Regions from separate parts of the Homo sapiens genome. Here region 2 is linked to region 1. Evidence: read pairs that join two places in POLR2A ChIA-PET (ENCODE). Cell type or tissue: PC-9. All regions are shown on one strand. Links, peaks and the distances in the headings refer to the core of each region. The heading gives the core; the rest is flanking DNA.

Evidence for each region. Peaks named below come from ENCODE experiments on the same cell type or tissue, not always from the same donor. Only the 100,000 strongest peaks of a DNase experiment are listed, where the experiment ranks them.
Region 2: POLR2A ChIA-PET joins it to region 1 with 9 read pairs; 2 of 35 experiments call an interaction of 5 or more read pairs at or near these places.

The regions. Positions count from the first base shown.
Region 1 is chr20:50,489,441-50,495,429 of GRCh38, reverse strand. No RefSeq gene overlaps it. Among named protein-coding and RNA genes, the nearest start is that of PTPN1, 18 kb to the left of the region's middle. In PC-9, for the core only: no CTCF peak of the experiment used is centred there; a DNase peak (open chromatin) is centred at 2,249; H3K27ac peaks cover 1,899 bases.
Region 2 is chr20:50,328,314-50,334,302 of GRCh38, reverse strand. No RefSeq gene overlaps it. Among named protein-coding and RNA genes, the nearest start is that of LINC01271, 10 kb to the right of the region's middle. In PC-9, for the core only: no CTCF peak of the experiment used is centred there; DNase peaks (open chromatin) are centred at 1,522, 2,272 and 3,512; H3K27ac peaks cover 2,419 bases.

The sequences.
Region 1 (5,989 bases), core at 1,286-3,785:
CGCTCAGCCTCCCAAAGTGCGAAAGAGATAAATACCCCAGCTCCTTGCTTCTCAGGTATGGCAATGTGGAGGCATGGCCCTTACATGGGTGGGTTTGAGCCCCACTGGCCCACATGCTCATTCATGTCCCTTCCCAGACATTATTTGAAGACATTATTTGAAGACATCAGGAGCATTTTTACTGTTTAAGCCACTTTGGATTGGCTTGCTACTTGCAGTTGAGAGCATGCTAACTGGTACATGGTCTTTGTCTTCTGTCTCTATCTTCCTGTAGCCCTATGGGTCTGAAGTTCAGCCATATTCCTTCCCCAGAGCCCTAGTTGCCTTGGAAGTCAAGATCTTTTAGAAGCCACCTGCATCAACTTTTCACCACTGTCCTAAATCAGAAACTTCGTGGTCACTTCCCCACTCCTCACCTGCTGCCTCCAAGGATCTCCTCAGGAATAAATTACTTGCATTTAAATCCTTGTCTCAGAGTTGGCTTCTGGAGGAACTCAGATGAAGATGGCAGACTTATCACTTTTCCTTTTGTCTAACTAAAAGGCTTCAAATAGAAATCAATTATTCAACTGATTATGAATCCAAAAATTTCTGGCATATTTGAAAGAGCAGATCATCCCGACTTTTAGTCCTCAAGATATCAAAAATATTGCATCTCCATCTAGCACCTCCCCCCCCATTACACACCTGCTTTGTGCTAGGCACTTTACATGTGCAACAGGATGATGTTAGGGGTGCTCTGAGTCTCTTGGCCTAAGTTCAAAGGTCATTCAGCAGTTGGGGTCAGCCACCTTCCTTCACGGCTCGCTGTGGAGCCATTTCAGCAGAATGGCAGCCCATCCTTATGCCCATTCTACCGTGGGCGTCAAGGAGAAGGGGAAAGAGAGCACGTCTTGCTTCTCCTGCTCCCCCTACCCATTGTCCCAGCTCCAAGCCACTAGAATCATGAGTCTGGCTTGAACTGGGTGACATGGGGCCAGGGGATCTAAAAGAACTTTGAATCAGATCTGAGAATGAAGTTTTTTCCAAGGAAATTTATATTGAACTATAAAACACATACAGAAAAGTATATGTGTGTACATGCACACAGATATATCATAAGTGCACGGCTCAGTGAATTTCCCCAGACTAAACATGCTCACATAACCTGCACCCAGATCAAGATACAGAACTCTCCCAGCCCCTCAGAAAGCTACCTAGTAACCCTCCTAGTCACTACCCTTTGCCAAGGGTGACCACTATCCTGCTAACACCCTGGATTGCTTTTGCCTGTTTTTGAACTTCACATAAATGGAATCATGCCGTGCATGCTTTTTGGTGTCTGTCTTCGTTTGTTCGACATCATGACCATGAGACTGGGTCTCGTTGTGCTTCACTGGTTGAGACTGACATTCTAATTGGAGGAGATTTGGGTTTTAAGACCTGAAATAGACAGCTTTGGTAACCAAAGAGTCAGTCAGGCATGCTATGGAATTGTTGAGAGGCTGGTTGAGGAAGCCCATTCTTTAATAGCTCCGTGACTTTGGGCAACTCATTTAAGTTCTTTTTTCTCTATTTCTGTAAAATGGAGATAACTATTGGTCCCTACCTCAGAAGCTCATTGTGAAGATTTGGTGAGTAATATATGCCAAGAGCTTAGGCAAGTGCCTGGCACAGAGGCGGGGCCACCTGGGAGCTTGCCGCTACCTCTGCTCCTGCCTCTACTACCACTACTCTGTTATTCTGATCATTCCCCAGAGGGAAAAAGGAAATTTCAACAGAGACCATTTGGTAGCAATTATTGTAAAAATAAAGTGGTTTCGTAGTTACACCTCAACAAGTTGAGACGTACCCCTGAACCAGTTAGACATGTGTCACCTCAGTTAAAGTTCACATCAGCCCTGAGAAGTGAATGCTTGTTTGACAAATGAGGCAACTGAGGCTCAGAGGGAGAAGCAACGCACTCCCTCAACTCACTCCCACAGGGTTACAGAGCGAGCTGGTGGTGGAGCCAGGGTCTCTGTGACCCTGTGTGCTGTTCTCCTTGCCCTTTTACCTAATTCTCCTGCTGGAGCTGGTGGTCCTTAGGATGCACTGGGATGACCCCATTGGACTGCCTTTGGCATGACCTTCTAAAGCATGTGGTGCTGCTTTAGAACTTATCAAAATATTTTCTGTGTGGATTTCCCATCAGCCTGTTCACATGAGGCTTAATCTTTCTTGTGGGTCTCATAAGTAGCACTTTATGAAATACCAGGTGAGTCAGTCATACTCAGCAAACGAGTTTTATGATGACTAAGAATGTTGGGGCTTTTTGCTGAAATTAGCCAACTGAGGTAACAGAATTCTTCCATTGCATATCACAGAAATTGGTTCTGGTCAGGCCGGGTGTGGTGGCTCATGCCTATAATCCCAGCACTTTGGGAGGCCGAGGCAGGCGGATCTCCTGAGGTTAGGAGTTCAAGACCAGCCTGGCCAACATGGTGAAACCCCATCTCTACTAAAAACACAAAAAATTAGCTGGGCCTGGTGGCGGGCGCCTGTAATCCCAGCTACTCGGGAGGCTGAGACAGGAGAATCGGTTGAACCTGGGAGGTGGAGGTTGCAGTGAGCCGAGATGGCGCCACTGCACTCCAGCCTGGGCAACAAGGACGAAACTGCGTCTAAAAAAGAAAAGAAAGAAAGAAGGAAAAAGAAACTGGTTCTTACCAACAGAAACAGAAAAGGAATTTGTTAGAAGGATATAAGGTGCTTTTTAGAAATGGAGCAAGAAAGCTCTGAAACCAAGTTTAGAAAGAATTGGCCACATGATGCGCTGGGGGATCTTGCTGGCATCAACTCACGAGTGTGCTCTTCAGCTCTGAGGGTGCGGCACTCAGGACGCTTTGGCTGCAAGTAACAGAAAACTCAACTCAACCTGGCTTAAGCAGTAAGGGAGTTTATTGTAGGAAGGGCAACACCAAGGTTGGTTGATTCAGAGGTTCAAGAATGTAATTGAGATCCAGGGTTCTCTCTCTTTCTTCCCATTACTATCCATGTGTTGGCTTTATCTGAAAACTGGTTCCCTGTGGCTGCAAAACGGGGCACGCTGCCAGTAGTGATTATGACGGTAAGATCATTTGCTAAATCATCCAGTGCGAAAGAGAGGGAGTGTCTCCCCATAGCTCTCTCTTGAGAGTAAGGAAATGTTACTGCCAGAAGTCCCCAAGAAATCTATCCTGGTGTCTTTTTTTTTTTTTTTTTTTGAGGCAGGGTCTCACTGTGTTGCCCAGGCTGGAGTGTAGTGGCGTGATCATGGCTCACTGCAGCATCAACCTCCTGGGCTCAAGCAATCCTCCCACCTCAGCCTCCTGAATAGCTGGGACTACAGGAGTGCACCACCACACCCAGGTAATTAAAACTTTTTTTTTTTTTTTTTGTAGAGACAGGGTCTCACTATATTGTTCAGGCTGAACTTGAACTCCTGGCCTCAATGATCCTCCCACCTCAGCCTCCCAAAGTGCTGGAAATACAAGTGTAAGCCACTGCAGCCAGCTCCCCTGGTGTCCTATTGGGCAAAACTGGCTTGGGCCTGTTCACTCCTGAACCAATCATCAGCAAGAGGCACAAGGGATGATTTTGGCCCCCAGGGGACATTTGACAACGTGTGAAGACATTTTTGGTTATCATAACTAGGAGAGGTGCTAGTGGCATCTCGTGGGTAGAATCTGGGGCTGCATCTATATATCCTATAATGGACAGGACAGCTCCTTCCCATCCCTTGCACACAGAAAAGAATGAACTCTCCCCAAATATCAACAGTCCTGATATTGAGAAACCTTGGCTTAGACAAATCAGGCACATCCCTGCTCCTGGGATATAATAGCCTGGTGAGAGTCATCCACAGTTTCCACTGCAAACTTTCTTTCAGAACTTTTTTTTGTCATTCTGTTTGAGATTGAAATTTCAGAGAGGGTTTGTTTGGCTTGGCCTGGGTTACATACCCATTTACAGAATAGTAGAGGACAAGGCACTGTGGTTGACCTGAAGCTCCTCCACAGGAAGCTTGGGATACTGGCATGGGAAGTGGAACGGATGTTAAACAAGCAACAACAACAAAAAAGCCCACCTCAACTGGGATGAACTTCCTCAGTGACATTCCTTACAAAGAAGAGGGAGACATCCTGGAATGATATGGGGGAGGGGTGGGGAGAGGGACAGTATGATATATATTAGCTTGACTTTATTATTTTTGTGTATATTTTTGGAGATGGAGTCTTGCTCTGTTGCCAAGGCTGGAGGGCAGTGGCACGATCTTGACTCACTGCAACCTCCACCTCCCGGGTTCAAGTGATTCTTCTGCCTCAGCCTCCCGAGTAGCTGGGATCACAGGCATGTGCCACCATACCCAGCTAATTCTTGTATTTTTAGTAGAGACAGGCTTTCACTGTGTTGGCCAGCCTGGTAGCTTGACTTTAGAGATGACTGTCATCAATTCCTTCCCTCCCCATATGTGTGTGCCACTCCTCCTTGAGATAGGGGGTCTAATCCTCAGCCCCCTTGAATTTGGCCTGGGCTTGACCTTGTGACTGTTTTGACCAATAGAAAATAGTGGAAATGATGCTGGGTCAGTTCTGGACTTCCTGCTCCAGTAGCCAACTGCATGAGAGACCCCCATGTGAGAGCCACTCAGCTAAGCTGTCAACCCATAGAACTGTGAGTGGTATAAATAATTGTTGTTTTTAAGCCACTAGCCACTAGGTTTTTTTTTTTTTTTTTTTTTTTTTGAGACGGTGTTTACGTCTGTTGCCCAGGCTGGAGTGCAGTGGCATGATCTCGGCTCACTGCAGGCTCCGCCTCCCAGGTTCACGCCATTCTCCTGCCTCAGCCTCCCGAGTAGCTGGGACTACAGGCACCCGCCACCACGCCCAGCTAATTTTTTGTATTTTTAGTAGAGACGGGGTTTCACCGTGTTAACCAGGGTGGTCTCGATCTCCTGACCTCGCGATCCGCCCACCTCGGCTCCCAAAGTGCTGGGATTACAGGCGTGAGCCACCACACCTGGCTTAAGCCACTAGGTTTTGAGGTAGTTTGTCATGCAGCAATTGATAACCAGAAAAATACATCAATATAATATACATATAAAATAAAGATATTTCTATTTTCATATTTACTAATTGTATTAGTTCATTTTGCATTGCTATAAAGGAAAACCTAGCCTGGGCAACATGGTGAAACCGCATCTCTTCAAAAAATACAAAAATTAGTTGGGCGGGGTAGCTCACTCCTGTAATCCCAGCACTTTGGGAGGCTGAAGGGGGCAGATCACTTGAGGTTAGGAGTTCGAGACAAGCCTGGCCAACATGGTGAAACCCTTTCTCTACTAAAAATACAAAAAGTAGCTACTAAAAATACAAAATACAGGTGGCATGCACCAGTAAGTCCCAGCTACTCAGGAGGCTGAGGTGGGAGGATTGTTTGAGCCTGGGAGGTGGAGGTTGCATAAGCCACAATCGCACCACTGCTCCAGCCTGGGGGACAGAGTGAGGCCCTGCCTCAAAAAAAAAAAAAAAAAAAAAAAGGAATACCTGAGGCTGGGTAGTTGTTTATAAAGGAAAGGTTTACCTGGCTGGCTCATGGTTCTGCAGGCTGCACAGAAAGCACAGTGCCAGCATTTACTCACTGCAGGAGGTGAAGCCGGAGAAGGCATGTCGCATGGTGAGAGAAGAAGCAAGAGAGATGCCAGGCTCTTTTAAACAACCAGCTCTTGAGTGAACGAACTGAGTGAGAATTCAGCCATTACCATGGGGAGGGCCCCAAGCCATCCATGAGGGATCTGCACCCATAACCCAAACACCTCCCACCAGGCCCCACCTCCAACACTGGGGATCACATTTCCACATGAGATTTGGAGGGGATGAACATCCACTGTATTACTAATATTTTAGTTAAAAATATTTTTATTATAAAAGTAATAAAAAAGCATCATGAAAAATTGGAAAAAAAACAAACACCCCTGGTTACACGGATT
Region 2 (5,989 bases), core at 1,111-3,610, 160 kb after region 1:
CTTCCAGGGTTGGGTGGCGCCAGTTTTGGGGAGAAGTAATTTTAAGACTTCCCGCCTTTCACAGGGTTGAGGGAGCAATTTAAAATAAGCTCTAATAAACACGGCTCATACAGCTGTGACCTTTAGAATGAAGGTCTCGCCTTCAAAAGCCGATCAGCCTTCATGATGTGGGGTTTGCCTGTGCGCTGAGGTTTAAAAAAAAAAAAAAAAAAAGACCATGAGGAATTTATGGGAAACAACAACTCCTTGCGGTTGCTGAACCAAGTGAGTCAAAGGGCGTCAGAGAGAGCAATTTTGGAGCACACAGGAGGGAGGTGCCAAGGACTCCTTTGCCAGACTTGCAGCCCCGGGTACTGAGGACAAGCCTGCTCTGCTACTGAATAGCTGTGAGTCCTTGGTCACCGACTTCACCACTCTGTGCCTCAGTTTCCCCATCTATGAAGTAGGGATTATAAAAGAACTCTCCCCACAAGGGTAGGTAATGTGTGCAAAGCTCTGAGCACAGTGCCTGGCATATAGTTGGTTTTCCATTTACCCTTGTAACATTATTACAGGATGAATTCCCCTCTGAGGACAAAGAATTGAGATAGCTGTTCTCCCGTGTTCTGCAGTTCTCAGCCCAGACTTCGCATTTTAAAAATACTGGATCTCGCCCCAGAGATTCCACTGCAGTGGCTTTGGGGGTAGGCATGGGCATAGGAATCTTTAAGGGTTACCAGGCAAATCTAGTGGGCAGCTGAGTCTGACAGCCCCTTCCTAAGGACGGCACAGTCTCATTGTGGTTCTCAGCCATTTACATCGTATTGTAATAAAACATTGCTCCACCATGTTCCCTTTTTTCTATGTTTGTTTTTAAGCTCTAACCATGTGGCTGCCCATATGTCCAGTTCATTTCTTTTAATTTCTAATTTCTGCTTCCTCCACATTTGTCTCCCAGCATGGACTCCAGGCTGCCTGCCCTCTGGCCCTCTCCCCGTAGGACTTCATGACAAACTCACTCCCTGCATGCCCTTGTCCGGTTGAGAATTTGGGAATTTCTTTGAGACTTCATATTATTATGAAAGGTGAAGCCAGTGATCCCAGTAACGGAATCTGAATCTCAGGGGGATGGGGCTCCAGCCCCCAAAGTTTTTTAAATGCTATCCTAGTGATTCTGAAGAGGATTTAGAATCGGGACCCATTAGCTGAACCACAACATCCATCATGGAAATACCAGGAAAGTTCAGGGGAAAGAGGAAAAGTCAATGAGCTGAAATTGCCATTCCAATCCCTTTATCTGGACGTTCACTGAGGGCCCAATAACAACCAGGCCCTGGGGACAGATAGGAGACCACAGTTTGTTCAGAGGGGCCAGGAGAGCAGAACTCAAGACTGCGTGACATGCATGTTCTTAACGCCCAAGATGTAAAACCTTTGACCTTAAGTTGTTCACTCCCCTGTGGGACAGGCAATTACAATCCACTGTGATTCATGCAGATATTAGAAACTCATGAAGTGATTGACTGATTTAGGAGGGTCAGGGAAGGCTTCCCCGAGGGGGTGACATCTGAGATGGGCTTTGAAGAGTAGGTAGGAGTCAGGTTGCAAAAGGTCAGGAACCAGGAAACATTTGTAGCAGATGCTGTTGCTGCCCGGCCCGCGTCCCCTAGACAGATGCCCACTCTCGCTCACTGCAGATGTCTGCTTAAGTGCTTTCATTTGGCCATGGGTGCACGCTCAGCTAGAAGTTCCAGAGAGTTGGAACTAGCCCCTGGAATTAGCCCGCAGCTCACGACTGGGGGAAGTCGGAAGATACATGATCTCTTCCCTTGCAACTGGGTTGGAATGACTGAAGCGCATGCTCTTCGCTGTCTCCCAGAGTTCCCTGGTGGGTCTGAGGTCTAGTTGCCCACAGCGGTGATTGGTTTAATAACATTTATTTTATTTTCTTTCTTCCCTATTTTGATTACCCAACCTGCTATGGGTGCTTCCTGAGATCACCACCCAAAATATACTCCTTGCACTCAAATTCGTGTCTGAGGGCCTGTTTCTGGGAGAACTCAGTGGAGGAGACTGCATGTGCAGAGGTCCCGAGGCCAGAAGCCACACAGCATGTGCAGGGAGGTGACCAGCAGCTTGTGCACAGAGTGGAATTTGGAGGAAAGGCTGAAGAGGCCAGAGACACAGGTCAGGAGCAGCCAAGCGGGCCTCCACCACCGCACAGAGGTCCTGGGCTTCTTCCCACATTCTCTGGTTGGAGTAGGCAGGGCAATGAGCTGGTTATGCAGATACCTTGAGGATGTTTGGGTAGGGCTGGCAGGCTGGAGAGTGCCAAATTCTCCAGTCATTGCTTCAGTGAACTACCTGGCCTTTGAGTTTATTTGAACAAGATTCAATTCTGCCCTGGACAAAGACAGAAGATTGGCAAGTGGCCACTGGTTTTGAGTGGTTAGTGACAGCCCAGCAGAGTAATGGTTGACCATTCAGTTTGGCTTCCAAGGGAGGGTCCCACTCCAGAGAAAAGGGCCCCCCCACCTCATCCCCCATCCTGCAGCCTTGATTCTTAGACCTCCCACCCAATGGGTCAGCAGCGCCTGCCCAAGATTCTGCTTTCTCTGACTCTCTCTCCCGTGCAGTGCCCAGCCTTGGGGGAAAGCGGACACCTGGAACTCCAGACAGGGTTCAGGCGGAGACACAGCGATCCCATCACACTCTAGGGCTCTGGAGGAAATGATGGTGCCAGTCAGGGTCTTAGTTTGCTGCTCTGTCTAATGGGCCTGTGGGTCCCGGGTGTGGCCACAGGACTGTGAGAGAATTTGAGAATTTCTTTGAGACTTCATATTATTATGGAAGTTGAACCCAGTGATCCCAGTAACCCAGAGAATCCTGCAATATCTAAATTAGGGCCCAGCCAAGCCTCTCATTTTACAGAGGAGAGAAACTAAGACCCGGAGAGGGAAAGAGGCTTACCTGAGTTCATCCAGCAAGGCAGTGTTAGGGAAGAACTGTGGCTCTTATGCCAAGTGTGACGGGGTGACATGGGACATGAGAAATTTTTATCTGAGCCACACTGTCCAGGTCCATACCTTGCCTTCCATACTCTAGCCGGGTGATCCTGGGGGCGTGTTACTTAGTCTCTTTGAGCCTCAGTTTTCCCCTCTGTGCAATGGTGACCGTGACACCCCCTCACAGGACCACCGTGAGCACTTAGTAGCGGCCCCCTTTCTTACCCCTCACCCTGCAGAACAACTCTGGAGGACAAAAAGAAACACCGTCCCCAGCTGTCCACAGAGAGCCCAGAGCCAGCTTCATCTATTAGCTTCCCCTCCTTGCTTCAAAAAATGAATCTACTCTGGGAGACTTGGGGGTCCACCCAGATAGGGATCATCTCTGTGCCTGGCCATGGTGCTCCCCACCATGCCTCCATCATGCCCCTCCCCTGTGGACCGCAGAAGCCTCCGGGGCTCGCTTGACAGGTTACGCCTCAAAGTTCAGTTCAGTTGCAGCAAAGTTAAGTTGCTGACTTGCCAGCAACTTCCCACCCTGGCTGGAGCAGGGCCAGGCAGGGAGGAAGAACAAAGGCTTTTGTCTGCCCAGCCTCAGAGGAGGGTGAGAAATAGAAATCCTGCCCAATCATGTGGAAGCCCCCAGAGCTCCCTGCTCGGGCTTGGGGCCAGGGGAGGCAAGTCAGGGCAGCCACGTGAGAGACCCACAGCACAGGGATGGGAAGCGACGCTGGGAGAAATGTCCATCCGCCCACCATCTATCCACCCACCCATCTACCCATCCACTCACCCACCCATCCGCCCATCATTCCTTCCATCCGTCAACCCTTTCATCCACCCATTAGTATACCCTTCTATCCATCTATCCATCCATCCCTTCCCTCTCTCACTCCCTTGATCCATTCATCCACCCACCCATCTACCCATCCATTCATCCATCTATCCACTCCTCATTCCCTCCATCCATCCACCCACCCATCTATCCACCCACCCGTCCATCCAAATATCCATCCAACCATCTATCCGTCCATTCAGCTGTCCATCCATCCATCCATCCATCCATCCATCCATCCATCCATCCACTCATCTATCCACCCACCCCTCCATCCAAACATCCATCCAACCATCTATCCATCCATCCATCCATCCATCCATCCATCCATTCATTCATCCATCCATCTATCCATCCACTCATTAATCTACCCATCCATTCATCCATCTATCCCACCCTTCCTCCCTCATATCATACATCCATTTCTCCACCCATTTATTCATCCATCCATTCATCCACCCATCTATCCATCCCACAAGCACATATTGAGCATCATGGAGGCCAGGCCCTGGGTTGGGCACTGGGGATACAGCTGTGAACAAAGTCTCTGCTCTCATGGTTCTAATATTCTAGGCAGGTAGTGGACAAAAAGAAACTATATAAATACGTAATATAATGACAGAAGGTGATAAATGCTAGGAATAAAAATAAACCTAGGTAGGAAAGCAACACGCAGAGCCACTATAGATGGAGTGGTCAATGAAGACAAGAAATGATAGGCTAGATCTGGCAGGGGAATAAGTACAAGGGCCCTGAGGCAGGATTGAGCTCAGCATGTTGGAGCGACAGCCTAGAGACCAGTGAGGTCATCATGAATGGAAGGAAGGGGAGGGGAGCAGGGGGTAAAGCTGGAGGGGCTCTGGGAGCAGGAGACCCAGCTCTGTATAGTCAGAGGATGGTTCCTCTCCTTCTTTGGACCTTGGTCTTCTTATCTGTATAATGAAGTCCTGGGTGAGATCATCCTTTCCTATCTGAGGCTCTGGCATTTAAAAAAGATGGTCTTGCTCTTTCCTGGGGATCTATAGGAGCAGGGTCTAGACTGTAAAGGTAAAGAATGCAGGCTCTGGGCAGGCGCAGTAGCTCATGCCTATAATCCTAGCACTTTGGGAGGCTGAGGCAGGCAGATCTCTTGAGCTCAGGAGTTTGAGACCAGCCTGGGCAACATGGAGAAACACCCTCTCCACAAAAAAAAAAAAAAAAAAAAAAAGCAAAAATTAGCCTGGTTAGGTGGTATGTATCTGTAATCCCAGCTACTCAGGAGGCTGAGGTGGGAGGATGGCTTGAGCCCAGGAGGTAGAGATTGCAGTGAGCTGAGATCATGTCACTGCACTCCAGCCTGGGCAACAGAGCCAGACCCTGTCTCAAAAAAAAAAAAAAATACAGATTCTGAAGTCAAGGCATTTGATCTCTCTGAGTCTCAGTGTTCCCAACTGCAAAATGGGAATAATAATACCCCTTCATGGAGTTCTTAGCAGGATTTGATGGGATGGTGCCGGTAAAGCGTCTATCCCTGACACCTTCCTCCCTGGCCACTGTTATATAATTAGGTAAAACAGCAGTGGTAGCTTCTATTGATCCTCAACTCAGAGGCAAAGTGTACAGAGCCCTCAGATGCCCCTCAGTGGGGATACTGGCCTTGGCTGGCAGGGCAAGGCTGGCACAAGCCTGGGGGCTGGGTCTCCAATGTTTGGCTCTGATCATAAGGGGATTTCTGTGGGGGAGTGCAGATAGAGCCCTTTGAGCAGCTCAGAGGCCTCCTTCCTGTACAGGCAGCTCTGCACCAGCACACAGCTGGATTCTCGTTCAGTTATACCACGTCCAGTGCTGTGGCCTTGAGTTGTGTGTATCCCTCTCTGAGCCTCGGTTTCCAAGTCAGAAGCTTGCTTGGGTTCTCATCCCAGCTCATCTGGTCCATTCCTGCCTCAGGACCTGATATGATTTGGCTGTGTCCCCATCCATATCTCATCTTGATTTGTAGCTCCCATAATCCCCATGTGTAGTGGGAGGGATTCCGTGGGAGGTAATTGAATCATGGGGTTGGGTCTTTCCCATTCGGTTCTCATGATAGTGAATAAGTCTCAAGAGAGCTGATGGTTTTATAAAGGGCAGTTCCCCTGCAATGATCTCTTGCCTGCCACCATGTAAGACGTGCCTTTTCTCCTCCTTCACCTTC